Regions from separate parts of the Homo sapiens genome. Here region 1 is linked to region 2. Evidence: chromatin contacts called from ENCODE Hi-C data. All regions are on one chromosome and are shown on one strand. The core of a region is the stretch at or near the end of the contact, and the rest is flanking DNA. Distances in the headings are between cores, read along the strand shown.

Region 1 (5,589 bases), core at 375-2,874, 4.6 Mb before region 2:
AAATAGAAGTTGCCAACACTGAAGAGAAGATTAACAAATCTGAGCATCCCAATGGAGCAGACAACATGTTCAGACCATCCAAAGATCCAAATGGCAGGTTTGATCACTCCAATTGACACCAGGTACAAGCCAGGTAATGTAGTAATCATGGGATCCCACTTTAAAATGAAAGAAAATGAAGTAAAAGCAAGAGGTAATAGGAACAAGACAGGCACAAATATGTCAAGCCCAAGTCTCATCTCCAGCAACAATCAGAAATTTTGAGAAGTTATTCTATGACAAGATTAAGTAAGTCCTTGGCAGAACAGGATTCGTTTTTCTTATTTTTTGCCCCCGGACCAGCTTAGTGATGGTTCAGGTAGCAGCAACCAATAAACAACAACAACTTAAAATCTATTTCTATTTTCCAAGAAATGTTCTTTAAAAGCCTTTATTTTGATAAATAAACTGCAAATGTTCCAGTTTTTAAAAGCATGGAAACATTGTTTGGGACTCTTAAGTTTAGGAAAACATTTGGACCACAGGCTCCATGATGACAGCTAACATAAACTGAGACAGAAATTGTTGCCAAACCCTCTGTATTAACGTTACAATATGCCCTATAGTAAAGATTATTGTCATTTTGCAGATGAGTAACCTGAATTTCTGAAACTCAGAACATCTCCAAGATCACAAAACTAGTAAATCACAGCACCAAGATTTAAGATCAGATCTTTCTCTAAAACAGACTTTATATTTCTAGCCAGTACCCTATATTGTGTCACCAGAGAAGCAGGGGATGCTTATTTTGATATTTATATGTACATACTTGCACAGTCAAATATATACTCAAAAATGATGTGACTTGACTGGTTGCCAGTTTATCCAGTTAACAGTTCACTAAAAATACCCAGGGAAGGAATTTGTGATTATAAATTGTCACTTTTTGGTAGCTGAAGATCCCTCCAGTCCACCCTATCCCACCCCTAAAATGCACAGTGAGGTGCTTGACAGGTGAGCTAAAGGAAAGTTTTCTGGTATTTCCAAGGAGCACCCGAATGCCTTTAATCCTAAAACAAGGAAAGACAAAGTGGGATCGATATCGTCAGCTGCCAAGAGGAGGGCTCAGTTCCCCGTTGAGTATTCTCCCAGATCACTCCTTCCTGGAGGACAGATCTGCTGTTTATTCATTCATTTAATAAATATTTCACAGATCTCAGAGACAGGAACAAAAGACTATACCCAGTTTCTTTCATGTTCTGAGGCTTGAGGGGGTGGAACAGGACGAGTGAAGTCTAAGGATGGGAGGACGTGGGGACGCTGGGACCTCTCAGGCCTCTCCTGGGGTGGGGACAGGTTGGGGACCCCACCTGGGAAAGGGAGAAATGGCCCTCACAGTAGCGCTGCGCCTGAGGCAGGTGGAAGATCTCGTCCATGTAGGGCTCTCGCAACGCCCGGCTGAAGGCGGAGAAGAGGAGGCAGGATACTAAAAAGGTACAGCTCAAGGCGGCCGAGAAATAGTAACCTTCCAGCTGCGCCATTCCAGCTCCCACAGCCACTGCCCAAGAACCTACTCCTGGAAAATTCTGAGCCTGGAAACCCGAGCTGGAAACTTGGGCTCGAAATGGGCGCGCTAGGCGGGACTAGCCAGACGGGGCCACATACCGGAAGGCAAAGGATGCTGGGAGAGCGCGGATCCGGAAAGATCGGGTCGCTGTTTCCCGGAGTGACGGGTTTAGATAACGGACCGGATGATTACCCTCTCAATCGCATTGCCCGGGGCGCACAAAGTGTCAAAACTTCCGGAAGGGGCGGGTCTCGGATTTCGCCAGCGCGGGAGGTGCGTGGCTTGCTGCTTAGAAAAAAAAAAAAAAAAAAAAAAAAAAAAAAGCCGCTTCTTAGCTTGGATCTTTTTTCCTGCTCACTTCCATCACTTACCAGAAGGTGGCGACGTTTCCCCACGTTTCCAATTCCAAGCCCTAAAATGGACACATTTTTTCCCCCGTTATTTCTGTTATTTCTCTCCAGTGATCCGAATTAATTAAACCCTCAATTCCAAGACATTTCATTCCATCAACTTTGGAGTGTAGGAAGGGTGCGTTGGTTGTGATAGCAAAGACTGAGAGTTTTAGATGAAAACTTGAAGAACCAGAGACCCGTCAATGCCGAATGAACTTCAGTGAGAGGAGTGTTTGTTCGTTTGTTTGTTTAGGTTAAAAGAGAACTCTTTCAAAATGTGGATGCTCTCAGAGGATTTAGTTAAATTGACATTCCTAGTGCACTTTCATAGTCATATTACCCTGTAGGATTTGGAAAATACATATATATTTTAGAATTCGGGATGTTTTAGGTGTGCCTGTAAATTTGGTTGTTAATATCTGTAAGGCAGCCTTCTGTTTTTCCTACTAAATCATAAGCGTGAACATCTTAGTGGGTGGCATTATACATCCTTTATGTTTGTAGTCCCCAAAATGGCTTTCACACAGTAGGCACTTAAATTTGTGGACTTTTATAGGCTGTGTAGACATCATCAAATTCCTGTATTCTGGGATTAGGTGCTGGGGGCAGGAGATGAGGTAAATAATTTGAAGAATGCCGAAGATAAATTATGTGTTGTAATTTTGTCTTGAGCATGGTTGGCCATGTTTTGTAGAAAAACTATTTCTCAGGTAACCTCAATCAGGTTGCCTTTGGCAGGAATATATCAGAATTTAGGCGGGATTTAAGGTTGCAAACCTCAGAGTTCTCAATTGAGCTCTTTTTCTGGGTTAAAACTAATTCAGTATTTCTAAACTTAAGAAAGTTTCTTAAATTAAGCTGACTGCCTTTCCATTCTGTCTCTGCCTGTTTCCTCAATGATAAGAGGAAGTAGTGGTGAATGAGGGCTGGGATGGGAACATTTACATTACTGGAATAAAGTCATGTGAGGATCCTACTCTGATGTGATGCTTAGCTTTGTTTTAACCATTATCTCCCATTTTATTGTTGAGTCCATGCTGTACTTATCTGTTTAAGTCACTTGTAACACATCTCCAGATGATTCAGTCTTCAAGAGGTTGATGTGATCTACAAGTAATTAGCTCCTGACCTGTTGACCTGCTAAATCGTGTTATATATACTCTGCAGCTTACTGACCCACCCTAGAAATAGTGGGTCGTTTTTAAAGGGAGTAGAACAAGACTAGACATTTATGCTCTCCATTTTTCTTCATAACAATTGCCACCAATAGTTTATGTTAAACATTTGACTCCTATACATGCTGCACACATCCCTTTACATAAAATGGAAAGTTTCAAGGAAATATGGGGTTCTAGAATGGGTAGGGATCTTTATTAATAATCTACTTGACTTCATGTTATAAAAGAAGTTGGTTTTAAAAAAATGAATGATTTACCTAAAATTACATAAAAAATTAGTGTCAGAACCAAGTGTAGGAATTAGAAAATCAGACCAAGAGTAATAAAATAACTTCATAGCCTTATAGGTTAAAATAATCTACAATGTATACTGAACTGAATGTTTCACTAGTCCCAATAACTTTACATTTACATTCCACTCTCCTCTGTTTCCATACACCAAGTTGAAATACAAGTTTCATCTTTTAAAAAAATGTTCATGTTACAGACTAATTACATCAAAATCTGCTGGGGGAACATTGTGAAAAACTAGATTGTAGAGAGCCATCTCAAATCACTGAATAATAATCTTCATATTTGGAAACGATTGATGTAAAACATATTACCTGAGAATGCTAAGAAGCTCCATGGGCCCAGTAGAGTTCTTTGTAGAGTACTTCACTCGTTTGTTAGTTATTTTTACTATCTGCAAATCGATGAAGCTGTTGTCACTTTTCTACTCTTAGATTACAACATCTTTGATAATCTTGAAATGCTTTCCAAAGCTCTGCTCCTAAATCAAGACCTATTAAAATAGCTACCTCTGGGGTTTTAATGAAATAGATTACATATTATTAGACCTATCATTTAAAACTAGATCAGCATTAATTTCAACTTACATTTTCCATTCAGAATTCCAACTGCCATTTTCCATAGATGTTTGTGAAAAAGAGTCATTAGGATGAGCAATCCCATTGTCATTGCACATCAACTATTTATTTGTGCTACTTGAATTATGATAAGTAAGTTATGGCAGAAAAATGGGCAATTTCTGTTGGGGTTCTAAGGATAGGTTGTTTTAGCAAGAAATAAATCTTTTTTGTTTATAAGCCATTAAGATTTTGACTTTATTTCTCCTGTATAACCTAGCTTACTTTGATCAATTAAGACATTCCTAATTTGATGAACTCGCATAACATTGCATATACTTAACTGTTTGAAACAGCCATATCTGAACAGTGAATTTCCCCAAAGGCTGTAACTGTAATAACTTTGAAGTATTAGTCCAAGAAACACCCTGCCTCTTATTGCACCCCTTTTCACTTGTTGCTGAATGAAAACATTGGCCACTTGCTAATCAGAGTGACGGTTTACTCCTTTCTAGGTGACAATTCGTTCTAGCTACAGCAGAGTACTGCACCCTGGGCCAAAAATCACAGATGATAAGCTCTAAAATGCAACTATACCCTTGAGGTCAATCTTAACATATCAATTTAAAATCTATATTTTAAAATTAATGAATCAATTAAAAAAAACACACACATTTTAGTACAAAAGCATTAGCAAGTATTTTAGCTCTACTGAAAATGTCTTGAAGACATTGTATAGGGGACTGGTTAAACCTAAGTAACACACACACGGAGAGACCCTTCTAAAAAACAATAATATTTATTTGGGATTGAGCATTACAGTTAGAATACAATGAACATAGGGAGGTAAAAGAAGACAAGGGATTTTAAAAGAAAAATGAAGAGGGTTACATAAATTGCTTTGAGACAATTATCCTTGGTTACAAGGACTGGTAGAAAGGGTGGCACCAGTTTGAGGTTGGACAGGCAGTTGCTGGGCAAATGTCCTCACAGAAGTAATTTTTTGTGAGATTGTGGTGGCCTTTGTGCAAAGTTGTGGTTTGTGCAGTCTTTTGTCGTAGTTCCTGTTGTCAGGCATACACGCATATAAACCCTCCCTTTCTGGTCTTCCTTAGCTCCATTTTTCAGGGTTTTTATGCAAGTGGCCCCATTTTGATTCTGATAACTTTCATAGAACAAATCTTTCTGGTTTGTGGCAGACTTTCCAGTTTTACCCTTGAAAGTCTCAGGCCAGGTAAATTCTGTAGTATCAGACAAAGAGAATGGTTGGTGATATGGTTTGGCTATGTCCCCACCCAAAATCTCACCTTGAATTATAATCCCCATAATCTCCATGATCCCCATGTGTCAACAGAGAGACCAGATGGAGGTAATTGAATCCTTGGGGCAGTTTCCCCGGTGCTGTTGTCATGATACTGAGTGCGTTCTCATCTGATGGTATTGTAAGTGTTTGATAGTTCCTCCTGCATTCATTCTCCTTCCTGCCATCTTGTAAAGAAGGTGCCTTGCTTCCCCTTCGCCTTCCGCCATGATTGTAAGTTTCCTAGGCCTCCCCAGCCATGCTGAACTGTGAGTCAGTTAAACCTCTTTCCTTTATAAATTACCCAGTCTTCAGCAGTTCTTTA
Region 2 (6,403 bases), core at 931-3,430:
TTTGGAGATACCTGGTATCTTAGTCAAGTAAATGACAGAATGACAGCCGAAGAAAGGGACAAATTCCCGACTGGTCAGCAAGCCATCCCCAGTATGGATCCCCACTGGGACCTTGACTCAGATCATGGGGACTGAAGTCATAAACATCTGTTGACCTGTGTTCTAGAAGGACTAAGGAGAATTAGAAAAAAGCCCATGAATTATTCAATCGAACTAGAGAAAGAAAAAAATGGCACAAAAACACCTTTTGATCATCTTTACTAAATACAGGTTGTTATGGAACAATTATTAATCTCAGTCTAAAACCTATCTTATGCGGGTAATACATAATGGACTTTTTAAAGCAAATTGTTTTTCAGACATAACGCCACTGATAACACAAGATTAAGTATCTATCTCTTTTTAAAGATGATCCTGATAGGTACATAGATGTCCTACAGGGTCTAGGGCAAACCTTTGACCTCGCTTGCAGAGATGTCGTGCTACTGTTAGATCAAACCCTGGCCTTTAATGAAAAGAATGCGGCTTTAGCTGCAGCCCGAGAGTTTCAATCTTCAGGGGAAATTAAGTTCCCTCTTCACTGGGTAGATTAGAAAATGGTGAGTTGTTTTCTAAATAAGAAGGATCAAATTAGTCAGTTTTGCTACACTGGGAAATCCAACTCTCATGGGATAGTTGTTACCCTGAAAGTAGGTTATCCAGGAGATGAGGGATCAGATGTAACTAAGTGAACAACAGCCAGCCTCCATCCAAGCAAGAGCCCATATTCACAAAGAAGGAAGAGTTGCTGATGCCTTTACGGCAAAGATTAAAAAAAGGCATTTTAGATGTATATTAATTTACTTAATCCTCGTAACAACTCTGAGATATTATCATGCCCATTTTACAGATGAGCAAATGGAGACACAAAGAGATGAAATAATGTGGTCAAGGTTACATGCTAGTAAGTTGCTGATCTGGAATTCTAACCCAGGAAGTCCTGTCTCCAGTGTCTATGATTTCACCCACTACACTATACTTCTTAAGCATGTCAAGAAAGTGAGAACTTTAAATTGATTTAATTAGACTAACTCTGAAAGTCTGAAAATAAAATTGATTCATTGGAAACTTTTCATCAGTCCTTATTTTGGGGGATATTCAATTTAGTGAAATTTAGTATTTCAGTAAAGGTTAATTCACTACATAAAACAATGTGATTTTTTTCCTTTGAGGCACAGTTTAGTATTGTGATCAAGATTTCCCTGACTCTCCCAGCGGTCTGAATTTGGGTAAATCACTTCACTACCCCTTGACTCAAATTCCGTATTTATAAAACAGGTAAATACTGGTATTATCTTCTAAGAGTGTTGTGAGGATACGCAGATTTTTTAAAAAAGCAGTTAAAGCCTTTAAACAGTAATTATAAGCAGTTGTCATAATTATGCCGTTGTTAGACTTCTAGGTCAATGAATCAGAAAATTTAAATCTCAATGTTTGATTATAAAATCTGGTAACAGATGGGTGAAAAGGAACCTGGAATGGGTTTACTCTCCAGGAGTTCACATTTAACTTTTCTTTCCGAAGTTCCGTCTATTAACTCCTGTTCTATGAAGTGGTAGAAAAAGATGAGGTATTAATTTTCTTTCTTAACAAATATTTGAAGGCATAGTTGGTGTTGGCGAAGGGAGATGAGGAAGACATATGTGCTTTCTTATGATATTAAAACCTGGAAGACAATAAAAACGCTGATCAAATAATAAAAAGCGTTACCTATGGCGGAAAAGGAAGCTCAAATGTTCTTGTCAGGGGAAAACGACACAAAAACTGAAAGAGGGAAACAAAACAATTGCACAGGTGATATGCATTAGGGTTGTTAGGGATAATTTCTGCGCCCAAGGCTCTTATTAGTAATGAAATACGGTGTGAGGAGCTGAGATTCGTTCTGCAGTCTCAGTGTTAGTCGGAAAGTAACCCCTCCCTTCCCATAGAAACAGAACCGGACTGGCGGCGCGATTACACCTAAAACAAGTTGCAACCTCATTTCCCTGTAGGCACGCCTCTTTTATCTTAACCACGCCTCTTCATTCCCTAAGCACGTCGTAAGCAAAGGGAATATCGCGAGATCTGTACATTGTCTCTTTTCTGACGTTTTCAGCTGTGATAGTCGCTTTTGTTCTCGCGATATTTCCGGGTACGCGGGAGCCCCGGCGACCCGGGCTTCTGTGAAACATGGCGGTAGGCTGGGACCATAACACAAGGTAAAATACTGAAACACCGCTGGGTGCTGTTCCCTCGGTTGTTCCAGGGCTGTTTAGGGCGTAAATGCAATTGAGGGAACTGGGAGCCTGTCATGGGCTTGGCTTCCTGTCTTCATTGATCTCTAGAGAGCCGGTCGGACGGAGAAGCCGCTCCACCTCCCACGGGGGCGTTACTGGCAGGACCCTAGGCAACGATGCTACTGGGAGCTTCCCTTTGCCAGGTCCGGGTGCTTGTGTGCTATCCTGCAACTCGAAGGAGTTCAGGTGCTTCCTCGATCGCACCTGATTCTGACCCTTTGCTTGTCACAGTGCCCGGTTCCCAGGTGGTTTCTCCAGTCCGCAGGCGAGTAGGATCCCAATCGGTCGAGTCCCAGTCCTCCCGGATGTCAGACTCCCTACCCCCATTCAGACAAATGCCACATTCGTGGCAGCACGTTGCCCTCTGTCTCTTTAAGAGTCTTGGCCTTGCCCGGAAGGAGTTTCGCACAGTGCTTCGGAAAATGAGAAGGGGGCGGGGGAGGGCGAGATGCTGAGAGACAGGTTCGACTGTCACTACTTTTCCTCGGCGCAGGAAACCTTCCGAAGGCAACGTGTCAACTCGTGGTGGAGAATAGCCTTGTTTATCTGTAGTATATAGAGTTGACAGGTCATTGTTTGAGAAAACACGTTTAAATAACTTTTATATTTTAGTGCCCCCGAGACTTAAAGACAAAGTGGCATAATAGCTGTTAAAATGTTGCCAGACTGGTTTTCAGAAGCAATGAAAGTTACAGTTAAAAACAGGATTTATTCATTTGAAGTTGTAATTCAGTATTTCAGTTAATTGCCTAGCCTGATACATTGGACTCCAGTATACAGCAATTATAAAGAATGAGCCTGGCTTGTTCACTGAAAAAAGACATGGTTATTTACCTAATTTGTTTGTTGATATCTTTAAGTTGTTGTAATTATGCCAGTTCTAGTGGAAAACATGAGGAAAAAAATTCTGATTTTTTGGGAGGGTGGGGGTTGGCGGTGCAGGGATGGATAGAGAGAGGAGGATTTTTTTTTTTTTTTTAAATGATGGTGAACTTTAGTATACAGTTGCGTGTTATAATGGCTTCCTGGTACAAATCATAAAAATATATCAAGTTTGAAAGATCTCTCAAAGGAAATCAGGCCTAGTCTGGAACAACGAGAGTTAGGGAAACAACAACAACCACCCACACATTTTCTTTCTTTGGGGATTGATGATTTAAGTGAAAGAAATGGCTATTTTTTTTTTCTTTACCAGAAGTTACTTTTAGGCAGTCAGTGCCTGCTAAAAATCCTATTTAATAGTTTCCCAATATTTATTGTAATTCTGCCTCTTAATGTCATAGTGGTCAAATTATTTAACCTCTCTGTGCCTTAGTTCCTTCATCGGCCAAATGAAATAATGATACTTAACTCATAGGAAGGTTGTGAGGATTGAATGTGTTGAAACATACAAAGCATTTAGAACAATACCTGGCACACAGTAAACACTCAATGCATGTTAGCTCTTGTTATTTTTTATTTTCATTTTCTAACATCTGTAGTTACAAATGTTGCCTTGTTACTTAGTCAAAATGTAGACTGAAGAAGATATTGTTTAAAATAATATCTTTCTGAACTCCAGATTGATTAAACACTCTGATTGGTGTGGTTAATGTGTCCTTAAACTCCCATTATCCAGTTGCTTGTTTTCTTAAATTATTATCCTCTTTTAATGACTAAAGCATAAGTTCTTCCTTTCTATTGCTCTATATAGTCACGTTGTAGTGTGGCTCAGATCTACCCTCTGAGTGCCTTATTAACCCCCATACTCTTTGCTTTTGAGAACATTCATTCTATTGTAAATATATTTCATGTGTCCCTGACCTTTTCCTTAATACTTTTTAACTTTAATTTTCTATACTTTTATTGAGAGCTACTATAGTCTAGTTGTTCTTTGAGGAGGATTATACTTGTCCTTGCTTCACATTGCTACTAGGCACTTTTAAGGTTATTCTGTTATCACTCTATAGTCTCTCTTAACTTTTAGTCTTATCAGTTTATGCCATCCTAACTTCAGGAGATTGTCAACTAACCTCACATACTCTCCCACTTTCCTCAAAGACTTTAACAACTAAATCTCAAATATCCTACAAATCTTTGCTTTTTTTCAGAGAATTAGAAATAGATATTACATGCCTCATTTTTATCTTAACACTGTGAGGTAGCCATTATGTCCTGCTGCCCATCTTTTAAAATAAAATTATGGAGAGAGGATTCTAAGAAGTTGAGTATCTTTCCACACTTGTCACACAACTAGTAAGTGCCTAGGTAATCAGGGTTTTCTGATTATAAACTCACATTTATATTGTCTTCCTTGGCTTCCAAGTAAACCTTTCTGTCACTTAGAATGTCATTAGGTTTATTTGAATTATGTTGGGGTAAACAAACATAATATTTAACTCTGTTGTAAAAGGTCCAAATTTTAAGGTAAAAATAAGTACAATTGAGGGGGTTGGGGGGTTGCTATCTAGTATTTGCAAAGTAAAGCTAAGCTATCTTATAAAATGTTTTTTATTGTAAAGTATTCTAATGCAATATAATCAAGTAATTTAAAATTACAGATAGGTTGTAGTTTTACCTTTTATTTCTGATATTCAGCGATGGCCTGAATTATATTGCCTGTATTAGTTGCCTGGGGCTGCTGTAACAACTTACTATAAGCTGGGAGGCTTAAAACAAAAGAAATTTATTCTCTCACAGTTCTGGAGGCTAGAAGTCTGAAATCAAGGTGTCAGCAAGACTTGAAGACTCTAGGAAAGAATCCTTCTTTGACTCTTCCTGGCTTCTGGGCAATCCTTGCTATGCCTGGGTTTGTAGACACATCACTGTAGTCTCTGCCTTTGTTTTCACATGGCATTTTCCCTTGTGTTTCTCTGTGTCTTCACATGGCCTTCTTAAAAGGACACCAGTCTCAGATTTTGGAGCACCCTGATCCAGTATGATCTCATCTTAATTAGTTATATCTGAAAGACTCAAATATTTCCAAATAAGGCCCATTCATAGATACCAGAGGTTGAGACTTCAACATATCTTGTTCAACGTATCAAATTGTGAGTTGACACAGTTCAGACTGCAACTTGGCCATATGTATTAACCAATTAAATTTTTCTCATATTGCCAAATATGTATTAAAAATAGAAGTTAACTCAAAACTTGGGTAGCAGGAAATAACTTTTGTCTTCATTTTTCTTTGGAGAATTAAACTTAACTGAGCAGACTATAAAAAGTTCATGAATTCTGTATTTTAATTTTGGTAAAGCATTTAATAGTCTCATTATATTCAGATGGATACAATGATGAAATATAGGCTGTGTGACTTTACTTACAGTGAGTGTTGATAATGTCTGTGTTCCAACCTGAAAGGGAGTCTCTTATGTCTTAGGAAGTTTTTCAAAATACAGTCACCCCTCCATATCTGTGGATTCTGCATCTGTGGACTCAACCAGTTGCAGATTGAAAATATTCAAGAAGGAAAAATTGCATGCCTACTGAACAAGTATTGTGTCTGTACTGAATACTTACAGACTTCTTTCTTTTCATTATTTCCTAAACAGTACAACTATTTACATAGCATTTACATTATATTAGGTTTTATAAGTAGTCTAAAGATCATTTAAAGTATACAAGAGGATGTGCATAGGTTATATGCAAAAACTACACCATTTTATGTCAGTGACTTGAGCATCTGAGAATTTTGATATCCAAGGGAGGTCCTGGAACCAATACCCCATGGATACTGAGGGACAACTGTCTTGTCTTAGCTCCAGCTGTTATCAGTGACTTTCTGGAGTTTATTTATGTTTGTTTTGTTTTTTAATATTCAAGACAGTTTAAGGAGAGACATCAAAGAAAACAGACATAGTACTGGAGATTGTCAAGGTATGAATAGCAGCACCAACCAGTGGGCAAAGGAATCTTGTGTAACGGCTTCTAACTAGATTTTGTGGACCAATACAAGAAAATGTATATCTATTTGAGAGGGGCGGGCCGTGTGGACAGGGAAAAGGGCTGGGTATAAAAACTGACCTAGAATTACATTTTTTAATTTTGCTGAATAAAGACATCCAAAAACAAAACAACCTCTGTTATATCTGTTTTTATCATTTCAT

What was found. A loop is a pair of places that touch in the nucleus more often than their neighbours do. Pooled maps may share reads with other maps.
Region 1: a map of CD8-positive, alpha-beta T cell shows a loop between it and region 2 (20-fold over the local background). The contact joins the promoter of ALG10 here to the promoter of ERGIC2 in region 2. A Hi-C loop is called at or near these places in 5 of 168 maps with a recorded cell type or tissue (B cell, CD4-positive, alpha-beta T cell, CD4-positive, alpha-beta memory T cell and 1 more), 3 of 37 single-sample maps with no recorded cell type and 16 of 50 pooled maps.

What each region holds. Positions count from the first base shown.
Region 1 is chr12:34,018,531-34,024,119 of GRCh38, reverse strand. It overlaps ALG10 (ALG10 alpha-1,2-glucosyltransferase), which reads right to left and starts at 1,624. Exons shown (of 3, transcript NM_032834.4): 1 at 1,350-1,624; 2 at 1-158. The coding sequence starts at 1,520. RefSeq lists silencers at 1,618-1,804, 1,718-1,867.
Region 2 is chr12:29,376,949-29,383,351 of GRCh38, reverse strand. ERGIC2 (ERGIC and golgi 2) reads left to right here and starts at 2,180. Exons shown (of 14, transcript NM_016570.3): 1 at 2,180-2,237. RefSeq lists an enhancer at 2,448-2,617.